2 separate regions of the Homo sapiens genome follow, and region 1 is linked to region 2. Evidence: chromatin loops called from intact Hi-C (ENCODE). Cell type or tissue: K562. All regions are shown on one strand. Each heading gives the region's core, and the rest is flanking DNA. Links, peaks and the distances in the headings are about the cores only. Region 1 has its middle 140 kb from the start of MIR5192. Region 2 overlaps COMMD1 (copper metabolism domain containing 1).

The links. A loop is a pair of places that touch in the nucleus more often than their neighbours do. Peaks named below come from ENCODE experiments on the same cell type or tissue, not always from the same donor. Only the 100,000 strongest peaks of a DNase experiment are listed, where the experiment ranks them.
Region 1: it touches region 2 in a loop (13-fold over the local background); 5 of 110 quality-filtered maps call a loop at or near these places.

What each region holds. Positions count from the first base shown.
Region 1 is chr2:62,336,231-62,353,986 of GRCh38, forward strand. No RefSeq gene overlaps it. Among named protein-coding and RNA genes, the nearest start is that of MIR5192, 140 kb to the left of the region's middle. In K562, for the core only: a CTCF peak has its summit at 7,190 (motif pointing right); a DNase peak (open chromatin) is centred at 7,171.
Region 2 is chr2:61,990,842-61,995,841 of GRCh38, forward strand. All of the region lies in intron 1 of COMMD1 (copper metabolism domain containing 1), which reads left to right. Among named protein-coding and RNA genes, the nearest start is that of COMMD1, 88 kb to the left of the region's middle. In K562, for the core only: a CTCF peak has its summit at 2,782 (motif pointing right); a DNase peak (open chromatin) is centred at 2,770.

The DNA.
Region 1 (17,756 bases), core at 5,212-10,211, 350 kb after region 2:
AGCCTCTACACCCCTCTCTGCTTCCACCCTTGTCCCTTCAGTCCATTCCCCTCACAGCAGCCAGAGGAACCCTTTGAAATCTGTCAGATCACGTTGCTCCTCAGCTTAGAAATCTTAACTGGTTTCCATTCTACTCAGAGTAAAAACCTATCTTAGCCAGGTGGGGGGAGTGCATTCATTGTCTGTTACTCGGGAGGCTGAGGCAGGAGGATTGCTTGAGTCCAGGAGTTCAAATGCAGCCTGAGCAACACAGTGAGACCCCATCAGTAAAAAACCAAAAAAACCAAAACCAAAGTCTTCACCAGGAGCTGCCAGGCCCTACGTGGTCTACAACATGCATATACATCCCCCGCCCCCCAACATCCCTGCTCTGCTCTCTGACCTTCCCTCCCATCCCCATCTCCTGCTACCCTGGCCTCCTTGATGCTACTAGATCACACTAAGCACATTCCCAAATCAGGGCCTTGGCACTCAGTCTGGAATGCCCGTCCTCCTGATGGCCACAATGTTCCTTCCCTCACTTCCTCCCGGGCTCCATCCCCCAACCCACCACCATTATTCTTCATAGCATTTCTCACCAGCTGATACTATATACTTATTTATTTGTTTATGGCCTGTCTTCCTCCACTAAGATGTGAAATGCATGAGCAAAAAACCTTGTCTTATTCCCTGCTATATCCCTAGCATTTAAACAGTACTAGGTTCATAGATGATGCTCAGTAAATATTCAATAAAGAAATCTCTCCAAGTCACTAAACATAAATATAACAACCTTTTCAATGGTTTTATAACATGTGCTAATATGAATAGATCACAATTCACGAAACCATCTCCCGTTAATGATGTATATGTTGTTTTTCACTTTTTGCTACATTAAGCGATGCTTGTGACAGACATTTTTACGTACCCTTCTCTATTAGTCCTTTTGTTTCTATAGGATATCTTCTCTAAAGCTGGATTGGTGTGTCAAGAGATAGGCATCGGCTGGGTGTGGTGTCTCACACCTGTAATCCCAGCACTTTGGGAGGCCGAGGTGGGCAGATCATGAAGTCAGGAGTTCGAGACCAGCCTGACTAACATGGTGAAACCCCATCTCTACTAAAAATACAAAAATTAGCCGGGCATGGTGGCGTGTGCCTGTAATCCCAGCTACTCAGGAGGGTGAGGTAGGAGAATCTCTTAAACCTGGGAGGCAGAGGTTGTGGTGAGCCAAGATCACGCCACTGGACTCCAGCTTGGTCATGACAGAGTGAGACTGCATCTCAAAAAAAGAAAAAAAAAATGAGAGAGATAGACATCAAGTTTGAATAGCCATTAGTGCTTTTCCTTAGTCACTGTTCATAGACAAATCCCCAAGCAAGGCCTCCATCATTTCCTGGAATCTGGGGCCAGTGCAATATTGCCCTTAGACCAGGCAAGAGGCCCTCTACCCTTTGGAGGGCCTTGCATGTCACAAACACAAAAATTAAATTTATTGAAGACCACATGGGAGCTTTTGTCACCTGGGATGCTGGACATATCACTGGCACAGTGTGACCCGTAATCGTGAGCACCGATGAGTGAGATGAACACCCTTAGTCTCCACATTTCCCTCCTATGTTCTCAAAACAAAAGGCTGCTGAGCCCAAACACTGCGAAGGTCTACAGGTTGTGCCCCTGCTGACACTGGAGACAGACACTGCTTTGGAGGGAGAAGGAATGTAATTGCCTCATATGTGTGTCCCTTCTCTCAGAGAGCATGAATTCAAGAGGTCCTGGCATAACCAAATATTATTTCTCAATAGTGCCAAGGGCCTATTTTTTTCTTAATTTGTCCTAATCCGTGATTCTGGAGGCATTCACAAATTAGCTTAGTGTTTACAGGAGTCGCACGTGGTGGCTGTGTCAGTTATCTATTCCTGCGTAACAAACCACACCGAAACTGGGTGGCTTAAAACGACAAAAATTTATTTGCTCATAATTCTAGGTTGGGCTCAGCTGGGCAATTTTTCTGCTGATCTCCTTTGGGGTCACTTATACAGCTGCAGTCAGCCAGCAGCTCAGCTGGCACTGGATGTTCCCAGATGGCTTTGTTTATGTGCTTGATATTTACGCTGGCTATTGGCTGGGGTGCCCTAGTTCTCCTTCAAATAGCCTTTCCTCCTTTAGGAAAGAACTGGGCATTTTCACATAATGGCAGAAATGTGTAATGTAATTAAGGCCTAGCTGTGGGAGTTGCAACATGTTACTTCTGTCTCAGTCTATGGAGCAAATGAAGCCTTAAGGGATGCCCAGATCCAGGGGTTGGAAGGATATAGACTCTATGTCTCCATGAGAAACATGGCAGAAATTATATTGCAAAGGGGCTGGATGCAGGGAGGTAAGACGTGTTGGGGACCATTATGTAACAATATACCACAGTGCCTGAGGAACATTTTGCCAGGCTGAAGAATTGATATTTTTTGGCGAGGCACAGTGGCTCACATGTGTAATTCTAGCACTTTGGGAGGCCAAGGTGGGTGAATCGCTTGAGCTCAGGAGTTCAAGACCAGCCTGGGCAACATGGTGAAACCCTGTCTCTACCAAAAATACAAAAAATTAGCCAGGTGTGATGGTGTGCACCTGTGGTCCCAGCTACTTGGGAACCTGAGGTGGGAGAATCGCTTGAGCCTGGGAGGTGGAGAGCCATGATCGCACCACTGTACTCCAGCCTGAGTGACAGAGTTAGATCCTGTCTTAAAAAAAGGAAAAAAAAAAGAATTCATATTTGTCTTACATTTATATACATGTAGTTGTAAGATATTTGAAGCATGATACAGATTCTTTGCTTTGCTTATTAAGCAGACATTAAAACCCAGAATTGTGAAGTTTTATTTATTAATTTTGAGATGGAGTCTCGCTCTGTTGCCAGGCTGGAGTGCAGTGGCACGATCTTGGCTCACTGCAACAACCTCTGCTTCCCTGGTTCAAGTGATTCTCCTGCCTCAGCCTCCCGAGTAGCTAGAACTACAGGTACGCACCACCACACCCAGCTAATTTTTGTATTTTTAGTACAGATGGGGTTTCACCATGTTGGCCAGGATGGTCTCAATCTCTTGACCTCATGATCTACCAGCCTTGGCCTCCCAAAGTTTTGGGATTACAGGCGTGAGCCACTGTGCCTGGCTGAAGTTTTATTTTTATAATAATATTGAATAAGATTTAATTATCAAGTATAAAAAAATTTAGCCTTACTTAAATAACTTTATTTTTTAAATTTACTAAATTTTTGTATTTTGCTTTGTAATATTAATAATTTGGACAGGCGTGGTGGCTCATGCCTGTAATCCCAGCACCTTGGGAGGCTAAGGTGAGAGGATCACTTGAGCCCAGGAGTTTGAGACCAGCCTGGGCAACATAGTGAGACCCCTGGTGGAGCTGGGGAAAGAGCCACAGAGAGAGCTCAAAAAATTAGCTGGGCATGGTAGTGAGCACCTGTAGTCCCAGCTACTTGGAAGGCTTAGGTGGGAAGATTGCTTAAGTTTGGGAGGTCGAGGCTACTGTTGCCCAGGATGGAGTGCAGTGAACTGTGATCATACCACTGCACTCCAGCCTGGGCAACAGAGCAAGACACTGTCTCAAAAAAAAAAAAAAAAGTTGAATGTTTTAGAAGAAAAACAACTTTATTTTGTAAACTCTTAGATCACTAGGAATGAATACAAGTTGAGTTGGGATCAATTTAGAAAATATGACAGTGGAGCTCAAAAAAAAAAAAAAGCCAAAAAAGGAAAAGTATTCAGAAGCGCATCAGCTTAAATTTTTTAAAACTGGCAACACTGAAAATGAACAGTTTTCTGTTGAGGTCTCTCATAAAATTTGTAAGCAAGAGAACTTCACAAACTCTTTTTCTTTTCCCTTCCCTCCTTCCCTCCCTCCCTCCCTCCCTGCCTCCCTCCCTCCCTTCCTTCCTTCCATTTTTGAGCCAGGGTCTTGCTCTATTGCCCAGGCTAGAGTACCGTGGCATTATCATAGCTCACTGCAGCCTGGAACTCCTGGGCTCAAGCATATCTCCTGCCTCAGCCTCCCAAGCTAAGACTACAAATGCATACACCTCACATGGCTAATTTTTTATCTTTTGTAGAGATGAGGTCCAGCTATGTTGCCCAGTCTGGTCTTCAGCTCCTGGCCTCAAGTGATTCTGCTGCTGCCCAGGCTGGAGTGCAGTGAGCTGTCATCACAGCCTCCTAAAGTGTTGGGATTACAGGTGCGAGTCACAATGCCCAGCCACAGATTCTTTTTTAATGAGATTTTAATGCTGATGAAACTGTAAAAATAAGCAAGAAAATTATTCTCATTAAATTCATAACTTGAAGAGGTTGAATGCAATTCCTGCAACTTCTTTTTTTTTTTTTTTTTGAGACAGAGTCTCGCTGGAGTGCAGTGGTGCGATCTCGGCTCACTGCAACCTCCCCTCCTGGGTTCAAGCAATTCTCCTGCCTCAGCCTCCCAAGTAGCTGGGATTACAGGCGCCCGCCACCATGCCACCTAATTTTTGTATTTTTAGTAGAGACGAGGGTTTCTCCATGTTGGTCAGGCTGGTCTCGAACTCCTGACCTCAGGTGATCCACCCACCTCAGCCTCCAAAAGTGTTAGGCCTGGCCGCAACTTCATATTTTTTTTTTTACCAAATGAGGATCTGATTACAGATCCAAAGAATAAGAAGGTATGTGGCCTCTGTTTGCACTTGCAAGTGTTGGGGGCAATGAAACTGTGTCAATCAGCTTCCTTCTCCCCAGAGTCTGTTTTCAGGTTAGGCAGGAGAACAGGGCAGAGTCATTCCCAGAAGCCTGGGCCTTGTCAGATTCTTCAGAAGAGACGGCCTCCTGGGACACTCTGGATCCCTGGCAGAGAGCTCAACCCTGACAGCCTCCCTGAGTCATACCAGAGCAGTCACTGGGTCCTGATGTCCCTGTTTCAGATGCTCTGCTCCCTGCCCCCGCATCTCTGGAGTCATCGGGCTGCTGCATGCCCATCAACCTGAGTAGTTGCAGGCTATTGGTGTCATTTCTGGAAAAGAAGGCAGCTGCTTCTCTGTTTGTTTTTCTCTTCCAACACAGTGCCGTATTTACCTACAGAACCACCACAAAGTGACAGCCCTGGCAGATCTGCTACCATTCAGCAGCTGCCTCAAGTCACCCAACATAGTGTTTGAGTCTCCAGTGAGAGGGAGGGAGACAAAGGCTGCATTCCACAGACCTGGTGATGGAGGCCCAGAGGAGAGAAGTGATTTCCTCAAGGTCACCCTGCTTCTCGGTAGCAGACCCAGGATTCTCAATCTTTAGTTCAGATGTTTCCCATTGTATGAATTAGGAATACTGAACTGTCTTCACTTTTTGTTTGTTTGTTTGTCTTTGAGACAGGGTCTCACTCCCCTTGCCCAGGCTAGATTGCAGTGGTGCAATCACAGCTCACTGCAGCCTCAACTTTCTGGGCTTAGGTGATTTTCCCTTCTCAGCCTCCTGGGTATCTGGGACTACAGGTGTGTGCCACCATGCCTGGCTCATTTTTTGTATTTTAGTAGAGATGGGGTTTCGCTATGTTGCTCAGGCTGGTCTTGAACTCCTGGGCTCAAGTGATCCACCTGCCTTGGTCTCCCAAAGTGCTGGGATTACAGGCGTGAGCCACATCTTGGTTAGAAGTTTGTTCTTTTGTTTTTTTGCCCTCCTTTGTAAGACAGCCCTATCCTGATAAATTATCAGGATACAGGCTTAGGGATTGGGTGAGTTTACCAATGAGATTGCAAGAATGCTAATTAAATTATCCCTTTCCCAGGAGCCTCTGCTTCCTGAGGCTGCCCCACTCCCAGCCAGCAAATGCAAATGGACTTAACTGCAGTAAACTTTTGTTTACTTGGGGATGTTGGTTACATTTTCAACTGCAAAGATTTATAACCAAAGTTAAGGGGTTATAAAAAGACCTCAGTGTCCTATTTATTATAACGTGAAAAGTAAATATCCAGACTACTTTATTTGCAATAGCAAAAGTTTGGAAATAACTAACTTGCCCATTAAAATAGGATTGATGAAATGACTTCTAGTACATCCACAGGACAGCATACTATGGAGATATGAAAAAGGAATGATACAGAAGCTTTCCTTTTTACTTTTAAGTTATATTTTTTGCATAATAATCTACAAATAGAATACTGTATAATGAAAAGCCTCCCTTCTATTCTGTCTCCCAGCCACCAAGTTCACCTTCTGACAGGCAACCAGCATGACCTATTTCTTCTGTAACCTTTTAAAGACATTTCATTCACATAGAAGCATTTATAAGGATAGTCAGCCCAGTATTTTGAGGCTGGGCTCAAATGCCTCTGGCTTTTTTCATTTACTGTTTTCATTTGTTCAGGAAACACTTACCGAGCACCTACTATGTGTCAAGCACTCTTTTAGGCATTTGGAATTTGGTAGTGAACAAAACAAATACATTTCTTGCCCTCCTGGAGCTTACATTTAAAAAAATTTTTTTTTTTTCCAAGACAAGGTCTTGCTCTGTCACCCAGGCTGGAGTGCAGTGATGTGAACACTGCTTGCTTCAGCCTCGGCCTCCTGGGCTCAAGTGATCCTTCTGCCTCAGCCTTCCAAGTAGGTGGGACTACAGGCACCCACCACTACCCCCAGCCAGTTTTTAAATTTTCTGTAGAGACGGGGTCTCACCATGTTGCCCAGGCTGGTCTCAAACTCCTGGGCTCAAGCAATCCTCCCTTCTTGCCCTCCCAAAGTGCTAGCATTACAAGTGAGCCACTGAGCTGGCCACACTTACATTTTTGTGGGATATAAATAAACAAGTGATATATAGTGATAAGTGGTAAGTGCTATGGAGCAAAACAGGGTAAGGGGATAGATGTGTGTGCATGTATGCATGTGTGTGTGGCGAGGGTGGTGGTGAATGGGATGTGGATATTTTATGATAGGGTGGTGTGGAAGACCAGAATATGCCACCCCAAAATATGAAGGATTTTTGAGCTAAAGACAATTAAGAAGAAGCAGATACAGGAAAGCTCTCTGCCCTCCTTCTATTTGCCTAAAAGCAGGACATAGATTTACAAAGGCAAAAGATATCCTACCCTGCTACCCTTCTTCCAGGGAAAACAAAGATTAGCACTGAAGGTCTAACTTTGGACCCTTATCAGCCTGGAGATGTCACCAGAGGAAGCCACATGAACAGGCCTTACTAGCCAGGCTGTTTCTGCCATTTATTGGCTTTCTCACAAGTTGCTGCCCCTAGAGACTCAAAATCCTTTTCCTTTGCCTTGTCACTTCTCTAAATATTCATTGTTCTTTGTTGACAATGCCACATAAGCTAGAATTCAAAGCCACCTTTTTGAGAACTACTCATTCTCTGGGTGTGTTCCATGTATACATTAAATATACATGTTAAACTTCAGTTTGTTTTTATCTCATCTTTTGCTACAAGGGTCTTTTCCAATCAAAAACCTATGAGGGTTGAAGAAAAAATTATTTTTATTCTCCTATAGTGGTCAGTGAAAGATTTGCCAAGGCCTGAAGAAAGTGAGAGAGTGAGCCAGGTTTCTTCTGCTTTGAATCCAGATATCTGGATTTGAACCTTCAAAGCCTTCAAACCCTCCACGTGGAGCGGAAGGAACTTGCTCTGAGGAACAAAGCAGTTATGGTTGAAACTGAGTGAATATATCTTGGAGATCTTCTGTATCATGAGAACTTGCTCATTCTTTTTACACCTGCATCTTATTCCATTGTATGTGTGCACCACGGCTGAATTAAGCAGGCTGTTACTAATGGAGATTTCTAAGACATCTGTTCTTTTGTGATTGCAAACAATATTGCAGTGAGTAACCTTATCAGGTGGTTCTTTGCAATATGCAAATTTCTGTGGAATTAATTCCCAGAAGTGGAATTGCTAGGTCAAAGGTATGTGTGCCTGTATTTTCATATAGATTTTGCCAAACTGTAACTAACAAAGAAGGTGAACTATTTTTGGTCTGCTGCCAACTATATATTGATTTTTTTTTTTTTTATTTGAGACAGAGTTTTGCTCTTGTTGCCCAGGCTGGAGTGCAATGGCGCAAACTTGGCTCACTGCAACCTCCGCCTTCTGGGTTCAAGCAATTCTCCTGCCTCAGCCTCTCGAGTAGGTGGGATTACAGGCCCCCGCCACCATGCCCGGCTAATTTTTTGTATTTCTAGTAGAGATGGGGTTTCACCATGTTGGCCAGGCTGGTCTCGAACTCCTGGCCTCAAGTGATCTGCCCGTCTCAGTCTCCCAAAGTGCTGGGATTACAAACATGAGCCACCGCACCTGGCCAATTCATTATTCTTTAAGTAAATACGTATTGAGCACCTACCATGAACCAGGTACTAGTCTAAATGCTGACAGTTGAGAATTGGAACAGAAACCACAACTTGCCAAGCATATCCTGACTCACAGAACAGATTGACTGTGCCAGACCAGTCATGCCAGAAGCTATGACGTGCTTCATACACTATCAAAACTCAATACTCAACACCGATTTGTTCAGACCCATGATCCCAAGGTGAGACCACTGACAATTCCATTAATTATCTAGTTTTCAAAATCTAACCAATCCTTGCAAAGAGCACCCTCTAAATAACATCTGGGACAAAATATACCCATTAGTGAAGACCATTTGACTTTGGGTAGTGCAATAGGAAGAACATTCATTAATGAGAAAGGTCTCAAAAAAGAGGAAACAAACTTGCATTTTTTTTTTTTTTTTTGAGATGGAATCTCGCTCTTTCACCCAGGCTGGAGTGTAGTGGTGCCATCTTGGCTCACTGCAACCTCTGCCTCCTGGGTTCAACTGATTCTCTTGCCTCAGTCTCCCGAGTAGCTGGGACTACAGGCGCCCACCAGCATGCCCAGCTGATTTTCGTATTTTTAGTAGGGATGGGGTTTCAGCATGTTGGCCAGGCTGGTCTCAAACTCCTGACCTGAGGTGATCCACCCACCCGGACTTCCCAAAATGGTGGGATTACAGGCATGAGCCACTGTGCCCAGCCCAAACTTGCATTTTGATAAAACAAGGGTGTCATTGAGGAAGAGTGGAGGCAAGTCTCATCTTGGACATGTCAGGTGAGGTGGTCCTTTGTAGTTAGCCTTTTCTCTGAACATAAGGGTGGTGGGATTTCCTAACCATTAAAAAGGTGCTATCTCGGCCGGGCATGGTGGCTCATGCCTGTAATCCCAGCACTTTGGGAGGCCTAGGCAGGCAGATCACGAGGTCAGGAGTTCGAGACCAGCCTGGCCAACATGCTGAAACCTTGTCTCTACTAAAAACACAAAAAAAATTAGTCGAGTATGGTGGTACGCTCCTGTAGTTCCAGCTACTCGGGAGGCTGAGGCAGGAGAATCGCTTGAACCTGGGAGGGGGAGGTTGCAGTGAGCCTAGATCGCACTACTGCACTCCGGCCTGGCAACAGAGCAAGATTCTGCCTCAAAAAAAAAAAAAAAAAAAGGTGCTATATAGCTTTGGGCTTTGGAGTTTTTTTTTTTTTAATGACAGCTTGACATATGATTCACATATTATACAATTAACTCATTTAGAGTGTACAATTCAATGGTTTTTGGTATATTCTTGGTAAATTTATGCGACCATCACTAGGATTAATTGTAGAACTTTTTTCTTTTGTGTCTTTCTTTCTTTTTTTTTTTTTTTTTTTTAGACAGAGTCTGCAACATGTGCCTCCCGAGTTCATGCCATTCTCCTGCCTCAGTCTCCGGAGTAGCTGGGATTACAGGTGCCCGCCACCACGCCTGGCTGATTTTTGTATTTTTAGTAGAGACAGGGTTTCACCATGTTGGCCAGGCTGGTCTCAAACTGCTGACCTCATGATCTGCCTGCCTTGGCCTCCCAAAGTGCTGGGAATACAGATGTGAGCCACTGCGCCCGGCCAATTGTAGAACATTTTCATTACCCTCAAAAGAAACCTCATACCAATTAACTGTCATTTTCCATTTTCCCATTGCCTATTCCTAGGCAATTGCTAATCTGTTCTTGCCTCTATAGATTTGCCTCTTCTGGACATTTCATATAAATTGAATTATTCATTATGTGATCATCTTTTGTGACTGATTTCTTTCACTTTGCATAATGTTGTCAAGGTCTATCCATTCTAGCATGCATCAATACTTCATTTCTTTTTATTGCTGAATTATACTCCATTGTATACCATATTTTGTTTATCCATTCATCAGTTGGTGGACATTTGGGTTGTTTCTACTTTTTCGTTATAATGAATAATATTGCTAATAAACATTCAGGTAAAAATTTTTGTGTGAACATATGTTTTCAATTCTTTTGGCCATGGACCTAGGAGTGGAATTGATAGATCCAATAGTAACTCTATGTTTAATCTTTTGAGGAACTGCCGAACTATTTTCCAAAGCAGCTGCACCATTTTACATTTCCACCAGCAATATGAGGGTTGCAATTTCTCCATATTTTTTGCCAACACTTGGGTTTTTAAACATTTTTTATTACAGTGTAGGGGCAGAAAGGTGTGATACTTTTCCTCACCCATCATAAGGCACATGGCCAACACTCTGATAACAAAAGACAGGTTAACAAGAGAAAAGCATAACAAATTTATTTAATCAAAGTTTTATGTGACACAGGAGCCTTCAGAAATGAAGGCCCAACAACTTAGGGAAAACCGTTTATTTTTTGCTTAGGTTTGATTAAGAAGGGACTGCCTTATAGAAATGTGATTGGACAAAGAGGTACAAGTGAATAGGAATAGACTGAGGGGGAAAACCCAGCAAGGCCTGTCCAGATTCATCTTGGCCTCTCTGTGGAGCATCACTCTACCCTTCCCAGGTGCGGGACAAGACTCCCCTGAAATAAGGGCCTTCACGGGAGAAGGGAGAGAGTGACCTTTCTAGGTTTTATGGCTTGCTTTTGGAGAGAGGGTCTCTGGTTTCTATGACTCACCTTAGAAGAATTCTTATTTCTATGAGGAGAAAGAAGGGTGGGAGACAGGAGGACGGGAGAAGGTCAGAGAGATCTTGCTTCTGAGATCCTTCCAAGCTCTTTTAGTTCAAAGTACTTGCCATGCTGTTGAGACTCAGAAAACAATACCCCAAGAAGAAGACCTTAGCAGTGAAGGGGCATTGTTGTCTGGGGTAAATACCTAGGGTCTGTCGTCTGGCGTCAAGAAGATAAAGGACACAGACACACACGAAGAGTGAGTTTAGGAGCAGAGGTTTAACAGGCAAAAGAAAGAGAAGGGAGAGCAGCTCTTTCTCTTGTGAGGAAGAGGGGACATCCGAAAGGGAAAAGTCGGCCCATGGGGGACTAAGCCAGATTTTATAGGCAGGCTTGAGGAGGTGGTGTCTGATTTACGTAGGGCCCACAGATTGGTTGGACCAGGTGTGACGTTTGCATAGCTTGAGGGGAAGGCTGGTCACCCCACCCTTATTTTATTATGCAAATGAAGTCTTTCCCTGGCTGGTGCCATATTGTCTTTTCCTTACTGTACACATGGTTTGGCAAAGAGAAGCCGCCATTTTGAACATGGCTAGTCCCAGGTAGCCTTTTCCTATTAGCACGACTGCTAGCATTCACCTGTACAAGCTTCCAGCTTGTCTATGTCTGCAGCTCGATTTTACAGGTTGCTCTTCGTTAGAAAAGAGAATGATTTGGGGGCTGCTTTTCATTAAAAGGAAAACCTTACTGTGGTCTCCTGTACCCTCACTATCTACCTAAGTAATTTCTTCTTAACTCCTGTATCAGCAGCAGCCTCAGAAACAAAAAGTTTCCTCTGACCTTCTCATGCTCTCCTGTCTCTCAGTCCCATTCTCCCCAGAGGCCAGCCATAGAAACTAGAATCTCTCTTCCCCAAGGCAGGTCATCGAAACCAGAACCCTTTTTCCCCAGAGCTAGTCATAAAACCTAAAAATATTACTCTAATTTACTCCAATTATCACCAAAATAATTAGATAATATGTAAATTATCTAAATATTACTCTAATTTCCTCCACCTTTCCATGTAAAAACTGGACATAAAGAAATTATCTGGGCCAGGTGTGGTGGCTAACACCTATAATCCAAGCAGTTTAGGAGGCTGAGGTAGGAGGATTCCTTGAGGCCAGGAGTTCAAGACCAGCCTGGGCAACATAACAAGACCCCATCTCTATTTTAAAAATTAAAATAAAATAAGAAATTACCCTGACCTACCTTGTTTGACTGTAGGTCATAAGAGTCCCTTTCCAGACAGGACTCTGTCTCATACTCAGAAGGAAGGAATAAGTGGTCAGAGGCCAAGAAAAATCTAGACAGAGAGGCCTTGATGGGTTTTCCCACTTATTTAGATCATACCTTCTTGTCCAATCATATTTCTATACAGCTGTCCATACTTTTTTAAATCTAAGCATAAAAATTATAATTGTCCTTGTATCTTTGGGTCTTCATGCTAACAGCTCCCATGTAGACATGTTAAATAAATGTGCATGCCTTTTCTCCTATTAATCTGCCTCATATCAGTGATTTTTTGGTGAATCTTCAGAGGGCCAAGGGAAACCTTCAAAGGGCCAATGGGTTCCCCTTGGCCCCTACAATGCTAAAGCACCATAATTGGAGATATTGTGTTCTGAGCCCCAATAATAGCTATTCTAGTGGGCACGAAATGAGATCTCATTGTGGTTTTTCTGGGTTTTGTTATTTAAGGTAAAATGTCACATGAAGTCTTATACTATCTATCCTCCACCATAACCACCACACAGATTGTCTCTCATGGTAGCCTTTAATCTCCCTCTGGGAAACACACCTTTCTTCTTTTTGGCTTTGCTTTTCTTGCTTCTGTTTTTCACTGCAAGTCATCAATTTCTGATGAAATACACTCATCCCAAACTGAGGCTTGAAAAAACTGGTGTAATATAGTTACTTTTCATACTGTGTAATTTTTGTCTTTAGTAACTTTCCAAACTCTGAAGTTATCTCTTAAAGAGGTTCGTAGCTATCTATTTCATAAACTGTGTTATTAACACCAAAGGTTTATTTTGCTAATTCGAGATCTGACTTCTTCTGTGATTTCTTTAGTTGCGATTTATCTGCTGTTTTTTCTGGTGTTAGCACTTTAGGTTTTTCACGTTCTTCTAACTTCTTCTTGATTTCTTATTATCTTTTCTTCTGTTGCCGTTCTTTGTCTTTTATTGAAGCCATCCTTACAGGGTTAACAAGAATTTTGGCCAGAAATATAGTTATAATTAAGCATTATCGGGTGTGGTGGTTCATGTCTGTAATCCCAGCACTTTGGTGAAGCTAAGGCAAGTGGATCACCTGAGGTCAGGAGTTCGAGACCAGCCTGGCCAACATAGTGAAACCCTGTCTGCACTAAAAAAATACAAAAATTAGCCGGGTGCGATGGCGGGCACCTGTAATCCCAGCTGCTTGGGAGGATGAGACAGGAGAATCATTTGAACCTGGGAGGTGGAGGTTGCAGTGAGCCGAGACTGTACCATTGCACTCTAGCCTGGGCAACAAGATTGAAACTCAGTCTCAAAAAAAAAAAAAAATTAAGCATTAATCAGGCTGTGCTTTGACTCACTTCTTTGTAACCTTAAGTCACTTATGTAGCACTAGACGCTTACCATTTACATCCCCAATGTTCCTTTTCAGAGGTTAAGACTTTTGTTTAAAAACTGCTTTAGCAGATTCTGAATTCCAGCAAAACAATGATGCCAACCAATTTAAAGACCCCCACGGAGGAACTGAATCAGCACAATAATACACTCTCCTTACCTCCGTGTCTCATCACTTCACCCTGCATTCAGCCAAACAATCTCCACACTTGGGCCCACTCCAAAATCCTTAAAAACCCTAGCCCCAAACTCCTCAGGGAGATTTGAGATCCCATTTGGCTGTCCTATGATTAAACCTCTTCCTCTGCTGCAACCTGGTGTGTCGGCATACTGACTTGCCATGCGCACTGGGCGATGACTTTATTAAGGTTAGAGTATCTTCTCTGTCATTTTTTTCTTTTCTGAAAATTTTACTTCTTTTTTTTTTGAGACAGGGTCTTACTCTGTCGCCCAGGCCAGAGTGCAGTGGCACCATCTCGGCTCACTGCAGCCTTGACCTCCTAGGCTCAAGTGATCCTCCTGGGCTCAAGTGATCAATCCTTCCATCTCAGCCTCCCGAGTAGCTGGGACCATAGGTGTGCACCACCACACCCGGCTAATATTTGTATTTTTGTAGAGACAGGATTTTGCCATGTTGTCTAGGATGGTCTTGAACTCCTGGGCTCAAGCAATCCTCCCGCCTTGGCCTCCCAACGTGCTAGGATTACAGGCACGAGCTACCATGCCTGGCCTGAAATTTTTACTTCTGGTTTTGCTTCTGCTTCCTTCCTTCCCTGCCCGACACATCATCATCATCCCAGTTATCCTTGATGTCTCCATCTTCTCCTTCCCAGTGGTCCCCTACCTTGTAGTGCCAGTGCCCTCCACACTCCACAGAGAATGAGTCCATGTCCCAAGAGTCCAAGTCCTCCCACCTATCATCACTGCTGCCATCTGAAGCCAGGTATGGCTGGGCCTGAAGGGAAGAGTTAGCGCAGCAGAGGTGAGAGGTAAGATGCTGGATTTGCTCTCGTTGGCTGGCAAGGGCCCTCAATGGTTGTGACTGGCATTTCCCTGATGGCTAGTGATGTTCGGCGGCTTTTCATATGCTTGTTTATTATTTTTTAAGTTGCATTGTCTCTTTTGATGAATAAGGTTATGCATCCTTGTATATGTTTAAGAGCCCTCTGTATGTTATTTTCTATGAATTGTTTATATCTTTTATTTGGTTTTCTTTTGGGATGTTGTTTCTTTTTCTTGTTTTCTTTCTTCCTTTCTTGGCCTTTTTGAAGAACTAACTCATAGATTTATTTATTAGTGCTAATTTTTATGTTTTGTAATTCATTTGTTTATCCTTTATTAATTTCTTCCTCTTGCTTTCCTTAGGAACGATTTTCTTCCCTTCCCCCTATAACTTTCTTGAGTTTTTTTGTTAAATGAATTTTATTATTTTGATTAAAATTATTTTTAACAGCCGGGTGTGGCAGCTCATGCCTGTAATCCCAGCACCTTGGGAGGCTGAGGTGGGCGAATCATGAGGTCAGGAGATCAAGACCATCCTGGCTAACATGGTGAAACCCCATCTCTACTAAAAATACAAAAAAATTAGCAGGGTGTGGTGGCACATGCCTGTAGTCCCAGCTACTTGGGAGGCTGAGGAAGGAGAATCACTTAAACCCAGGAGGCAGAGGTTGCAGTGAGCTGAGATCATGCCACTGCACTCCAGCCTGGGCGACAGAGTGAGACTCCATCTCAAAGAAAAAAACGTATTTTTAACATAGTTTTTCTTCTCTACGAACTGTTTTAGCTATAGTCTATGGGCTCTGATATATACGGTTTTTACTAACATTATTGTCTACTTAGGGGAGAAAAAAGCTTTTCCTCAGTTTTAGTACCTGGCAACCTGTCAAGAGTCACATTCACAGGAGAAAAAGCACACAACCATTTTTTTTTTTTTTTTTTGAGATGGAGTCTCGCTCAGTCACCCAGGCTGGAGTGCGGTGGCACGATCTCGGCTCACTGCAAGCTCCACCTCCCGGGTTCACGCCATTCTCCTGTCTCAGCCTCCCGAGTAGCTGGGACTACAGGCACCTGCCACTACGCCCGGCTAATTTTTTTGTATTTTTAGTAGAGACAGGGTTTCACTGTGTCAGCCAGGATGGTCTCGATCTCCTGACCTTGTGATCCACCCGCCTCAGCCTCCCAAAGTGCTAGGATTACAGGTGTGAGCAACTGCGCCCAGCCAAGGCATACAACTTTATCATGTTAATAATTGTACATGCACCAGGCTTCACAGAAAACAAGTGAAAAATCCAAAGAGATGATTGGATTTGAAGGCATATATACCATTTTAACATAAAGTGATAAACTATGGAGAAATGACTAGAAAAGAAAAAGAAGCCTTGGGCTTCTAAGGGGTTAAATTGTAGGAAGGTGATGAGAAAAATTCTGGGGGAAACTAATGGCAGATAAGGGTTGTTTATGCAGACTCATTTAGTGCTATCTCTAGAGATAACATTAATTTTCCATTCTCCTCTTCCTGGTATGGGTGGGGGGACCTTTACAAATGGGAATTTTCTTTGCAGAAAGGAAATGTATGTCCTGCTTGTAGTCAGATAGGAGGAAGGCAGAGGGCTCTTCCTGTGTCTGCTGCTTCAGCTCAAAAATAATCCTTATACCAAAGTTATATATTTTGAGGTACCATATCTGATCTCCTTCACTGAGATATTTTATACTTTCTTCTTTTTCTCTTCCTCCTTCTTTTTCCTTTTTGGACCTAGTGTTAAGTCAGGGAGAGTTATAAAAGTCCAAGTGGTAGGCCAGGCACTGTGGCTTACACCTGTAATCCTAGCACTTTGGGAGACTGAGGCGGGCGGATCACGAGGACAGGAGATTGAGACCATCCTGGCTAACATGGTGAAACCCTGTCTCTACTAAAAATACAAAAAATTAGCCAGGTGTGGTGGCAGGCGCGTGTAATCCCAGCTACTCAGGAGGCTTGAGATAGGAGAATCGCTTGAACCTGGGAGGTGGAGGTTGCAGTGAGCCGAGGTCCCGCCATTGCACTCCAGCCTGGGTGACAGAGCGAGACTCTGTCTCAAAAAGGAAAAAAAAAAAAGTCTAAGTGGTAAAGTTTGTTTGTTTTCTGGTTCTGTAATAATTTTTGTTTTATTACATCATGATTAGAGAATGGTGTCTCAGGCCAGGCATGATGGCTCATGCCTGTAATCCCAGTACTTTGGGAGGCCAAGGCAGGGGGATCACTCAAGCTCAGGAGTTTGAGACCAGCCTAGGCAACACAGTTAGACCTCACCTTTACTAAAAATAAAAAAATTATCGAGGTGCGTATGCCGGCACACACCTGTAGTCTCGGCTACTGAAGAGGCTGAGGTGGGAGGATCACTTCAGCCTGGGACTTTGAGGTTGTAGTGAGCTATCATCACCAATGCACTCCAGCCTGGGTGAAAGAGTAAGACCCTAGAGAAAAAGAGAGAGACAGAGAGTAGGGAGAGGGAGAGAGAGGTGTCTTTATTCCTTTTGCAATGTAACTACTTTTGGGATTTATTGAAGTTTTTGTGACATAATTACTGTGCAGTCAATTAATTTTGAAAACGTTCCATAGATACCTCACAATAAAATAAGTTTTTAGTCTTTAGATTATAAATTTGATATATAAAAAGGAGCTCTATTGAAAAAATATGTTATTTGGGTCTACCTTATGACCATGGCCTAAAAGAGAGGTAAATTAAACTCCCTAACTGGTATGTTTCTATAAAAAGCAGTACAAAATTGCTTTGTATAGTCTTAATATTAATTAGATAATTATTAATTAGTGGTAATGTAACCACAAAACAGATTCACCTTGCCTGCTGCCAAGTATTATTTGTTACTTAGATACTAATAAGAATTAATAAAAATATCAATTGTGTGAATTTCCCAACCTTATTATTAAAGAACTATTGTCTCATTTAATGATTTTTCTTTTTTAACAGAATTCACCCAAGTCTAGTATTAAGATCAGAATCTCTGCTAAACTTTTTCTTTTTTTTGAGATGGAGTCTCACTCTGTCACGCAGGCTGGAGTGCAGTGGCGTGATCTTGGCTCACTGCAACCCCTGCCTCCCAGGTTCAAGCGATTCTCCTTCCTCAGCCTCCCAAGTAGCTGGGACTACAGGTGC
Region 2 (5,000 bases), core at 1-5,000:
GGGACACAAAGCCAAACCATATCACTCTGTCTTTACAAAAAAAAAAAAAAATATATATATATACACACACACACACACACACACACACACACACACACATAATGCCAGGCATGGTGGTGCATGCTTGTAGTCCCAGCTACTCAGAAGACTGAGGTGGAAGGATTGCTTGAGCCCAGGAGGACAAGGCTGTAGTGAGCCGTGATTGTGCCACTGCACTCCAGCTGGGTGAGAGAGGAAGATCCTGTCTCAAAAGAAAAAAAAAAGTGATGAATTACATTTTCATTTTTCATTCAAATTCTTTTTTTTCTTTAGTATCGTAGCCTAATTTTTAAATTTGTTTTGGCTCTGAGCCCCTTGCTAATTTGCTAGGCTAGATTAGGCAAACAGAAATCAGCACCCTGAATTATTTTCTACTCTTATCTTAAAGAAGTTTATGGTTTGTGAATGTGTGTGAGAGAATTTTATAAAGCAAGAAGTTGGTAGCTTTAAAGAATTCTGGACTTAATGTTGATCTGCAACATTTAGAATTTTTTATTTGAAATGTTATTGATACAGTATGAATGCTTGTTGGAATATGAATTCTACTTCAAGGTGTTAGATGATGTATTTGCAGAGATACATAGACCCTGCTCTCAAAGTTTAGACTCTGTTGGGTCAAATAGACTTTTTGACATAATTTCATTTCATTGAGGTAAGTGCAGGGATAGAGATATTAGGGCATTTTTGGAAGAGAAAGGGGCACTTACCTTACTAGGAGAGGAGGAGTATTGGGGAAGCCATACTTGAACTGAGTCTTGAATGGTGAATAGAAATTAATCTGTTGAAGGTGATGATAAGACATTTCAGAACATTTAGAATAGCACGAACAGAGACACATAGAAGAAGCATCATATTGGGATTGCTAGTTGGGGAATTACAAACAGGTTAGTGCTGTTTGAGTGTCAAGTGCGGGAGGCAGGAAGTTGTAAGACACTAAAAGATAAGCAGGGCCTGTTGTGTTGAGTTTGAACTTCATGCTCAGTGATTCTCAAACATATCCAGCCCAGTGTTTCTTTTTTTGTAGTAAATATTTTCTAATGCTCCTTTATGATCCTTAAAAGGAATTCTTATAATTCACATATAATAAAATTAAAACATAATTTCTAATATGATGTCATAAATGTAGTACAAAGGAAAAGTATAAGAAATCTAAACATGATTTGAAATATATATTTTAAAATATAAATGCTTAAGCATTATATCATTAGAACACATAATGAATTAATCAGATGCTTGTACCTATACATGGTATTACTGTGAATGCACAGCAACAAATGCAGGTATATAAAATGTGTTGTATTGGTAGGTAAGATATTTTAAATGGTATTGTCACTGGTAATGAGATTTTTCAAAATACTTAACATCCTATTTGTAAAGTTCTGACCAAGTCAAAGTACAAGTTGTATTAATTGCATTCCTGGAAAACTTGGTGTTTATTAAAACCGTGAAAAAATACTTTTTTATGTAAAACAAAATACTTAATTTTTAGGCTGAAGTAATTATAAACAGGTTTTTCCACACAATGTCAGATGGGACATTGCAAAGTCATGTGAGACACAGGTCTTTTTGTCCTGTGGGATGTTCTTGGTCAGGGGTCTGCAAACATCAGCCCACAGGTGGTCACACTGCCTGTATTTATATAGCCCATGAGCTAAAAATGGTTTTTACATTTTTAAAGAGTTGTACGAAAAAGGGAAGAATATGCAGCAGAGGGTTACAACTTTTACAGAAAACTTGCCAACTCCCGTTTCTTGGGTATTGAAGGATGCCGAACATCCCTAGCTCATGCTCACTTAATGCGAACAGCACTCCCTCCAATCACTGTGAAACCAAATGTAGCCTCCACCATTTCTCAGGTGCCTTTGGGAGGGCAATACTACCTGGTTGAGAACCACTGTTTTGGTTTATCAGTTTTCAAATTTTTATTCCTCTGCGACACATTTAACAGATAGTAATACATGCATAATATAGTTCTATGCAGAGTTCCTGTGTTTTTAATTTTCTTTTTTTCTTCCATTCAAGTAAACAATTAAAATGAGGGAGGTAATTGTTTAATATAAGGATACTTTGAAAACCCTCTGATTTATACTTATAAAAATCTTTACAAACATTAATACTTGTACTACTACTACTGCTAACTATATTATGTACAACTTACCTTATACCTCATAGGAGAGTGCTTCACACCATCCTGCCTGACCACCACTGAAGCAAGTAATAGTCAGCCATGGGATAACTTTAAACAAGCAAGTGCCAGCATCCTATATTTATATTATAGATAGATCACTTTGATAGTGGTATAGAAGATAGACTTGAGGGAGTCCACACTTAGTTTAGGTTCAAGATAGTGAGGGCTTCTACCAGCTAGTAGGGACAGATCAGAGGGGACATATTATTAGAGAATTATTTCAGATGTAACAATCAGTAGAACTTGACAACTGAAAGTTACAGGCATTTGTTTTTCTTTTTCTTTTCGAACTCATTTTACTGCCAGAGGCATTTGTTTTTAACACTTTGTTGCCTGCCAGAATCACTTTGGAAGCTTTTTAACAATACCAGTGCCTAGGCTTTACTCCATAATTCCTGGAAATCAGAATTTCTGGGATAATAGCTGGGCGCTGATATTTTAAAATTGTACTTCAGGATTCTAATGTGCAGCCAGTGTTGAAAACCACTGATTCAAGATGTGGAAGAGAGAGAAGAATAAAGGATGAGTACCAGGCTGTCAGCCTAGGCTGCCAGTAGATGGAAGTAGTGTGCTGTGAACAGTATCTGTTTTATGGTAGCTATTCAAATATTTCTTAAGTGAAAATTGATGACTTTGAACCTAAACCAAAATCAATTTCTCATTTAATTTTTGATTGTTCTAAATTTGGATGAATTGACCCTAGTTCAAGATATTATTGACTGGAACCCAACCAAAATAACTTTTGTCACAGATGAAATTATATCAGAATGGATATCTCTTGATATTATTTGAGAAGAAGAATGATACAAATTACCTGAGTTGTGACATAATATTGTGAAGCAAGGTGTCAGTGGAAATAATTTGACTTAATTATAGTATATTATACAAAATAATTCCTTCCTTCCTTCCTTCCTTCTTTCCTTCTTTCTTTCTTTCTTGGCGGAGTCTCGCTCTGTCACCCAGGCTGAAGTGCAGTGGCGCAATCTTGGCTCACTGCAACCTTCGCCTCCCGGGTTCAAGCGATTCTCCTGCATCGGCCTCTCGAGTAGGTGGGATTACAGGCACCTGCCACCACCCCCGGCTAATTTTTGTATTGTTAGTGGAGATGGGATTTCTCCATGTTGGTCAGTCTGGTCATGAACTCCTGACCTCAGATGACCTGCCCACCTCAGCCTCCCAAAGTGCTGGATTACAGGTGTGAGCCACCACGCCCAGCCTGTATTTGTATTGATTGGCATAGCCAGAGGTTTGGGGTCCTGCTATCTGGTAAATAGGCAGATATTCAGTAAATGTTTATTGAATTGTAATGTGAAATATCTTTAATGTACCAGAAAGTTGTAATATTTACCATATAATTTTTTATATTAATGAAGAAATGAAAGACAGCTTGTTTTTCTTTCAGCTCCAGTCTCACTTGCTCTGCCTGTGTTCTACTTGGTGTTGTTACCTTTACATTCTTCTGTTCCCACTGCCACCACCCTCTTTTAGTCAAGACTCTTGGTTCCAAATGATAGGAATACAGCTTAAATTGAATAGTTGATGGAATTTTGGGTTGTCTGTAGGAAGGATGCTGAGATAGCATTATAGAATTGCAGGAAGGCCTGCAGGAACTAGGGTCTTGGGAACTATAAAACAGGGATATCACCCCATTAAAATCCACTCTCACTTCATTCTATTTTCTTGCAGACATGCTTTTGCCAAAAGGTCCAAGAAAATGCTGTCTGTAACTCCAGCCTCATGTCCTTCTTATACTATGACCCAAAAAGACAAGATCATTTCTCCTGCCCTAAATTGGGACCAGTCAGTGCGCCCAGAGAAAGGAGGATATTGTGATCTGTCTGGTTTGGAGCTTATGCCAGTCCCCATGGCCACTAGCAGATAGGGGCATAGCAAAGAAGAGGCAAGGGGAGGCTTACCCTGGGGACTAAGTTATTAACTGCTGCTGTCCTCTCCTAGGCTCCATTGCCCTAGCCCTCTGAAAATTTTTCACTTCAGTCCAACTACTTACTGTTATCAGATTCAGCTTAAAATTTTTTTTTCATTAAAAACATTTTTAAAAGAGAGACAGGGTTTTGCTGTGTTTTCCAGGCTGGTCATTGTCAACCTCCAGGGCTTGAACAATACTCCTGCCTCAGCCTCTGGAGTAGCTGGGACTGCAGGCGTGTGACACCACACTGGCCAGATTCAGCGTTCTAAACCACACGTTGCATCATGATTTCCCAGTTACCTAGCCTTTAGTGGCCCCTCATTACGTATATATAACAATGTCTAAACTTGATGTACTTTAATCTGGCTCCAGACTGCCTTCTCAATCTTATCTCTCAGTTTTTCTATTCACTGTTAAACTGAGCTAGTTGGCCTTCTAAGTTCTGAGAACACTTACATATTCCTCACTCAGTCATCTAAACTTTAAGTAAAAAATTTGTGGTAATACTCTTCAAATCATTGTTTGATGTCTCAGGATCTCTGAAGGCCAGCAACTGAAGCATTGTAGCTACTCATTAGGGACTGGCATCTCTGTATCATTGTTGACAGAATGTACCAGTTTACATTTTTTTCAGTGGTAGTGATACCGAGTCTACTTCTCTGTGTAGTCACTTGTGACAGCTAATCAGAGGGAAACCTGGCTTAACTGTTGAGGCTTTGGCCCTGCACTTATCTCATGGTGCTTTCAGAAAAATCAGTTGACTGCTTGAAGCTTCAGTTTCCTTTTCTGTAAGTTGAGAGTGAAGAGCACTATAATACTATCATCTACCTCATTGCCTTTGAAAAT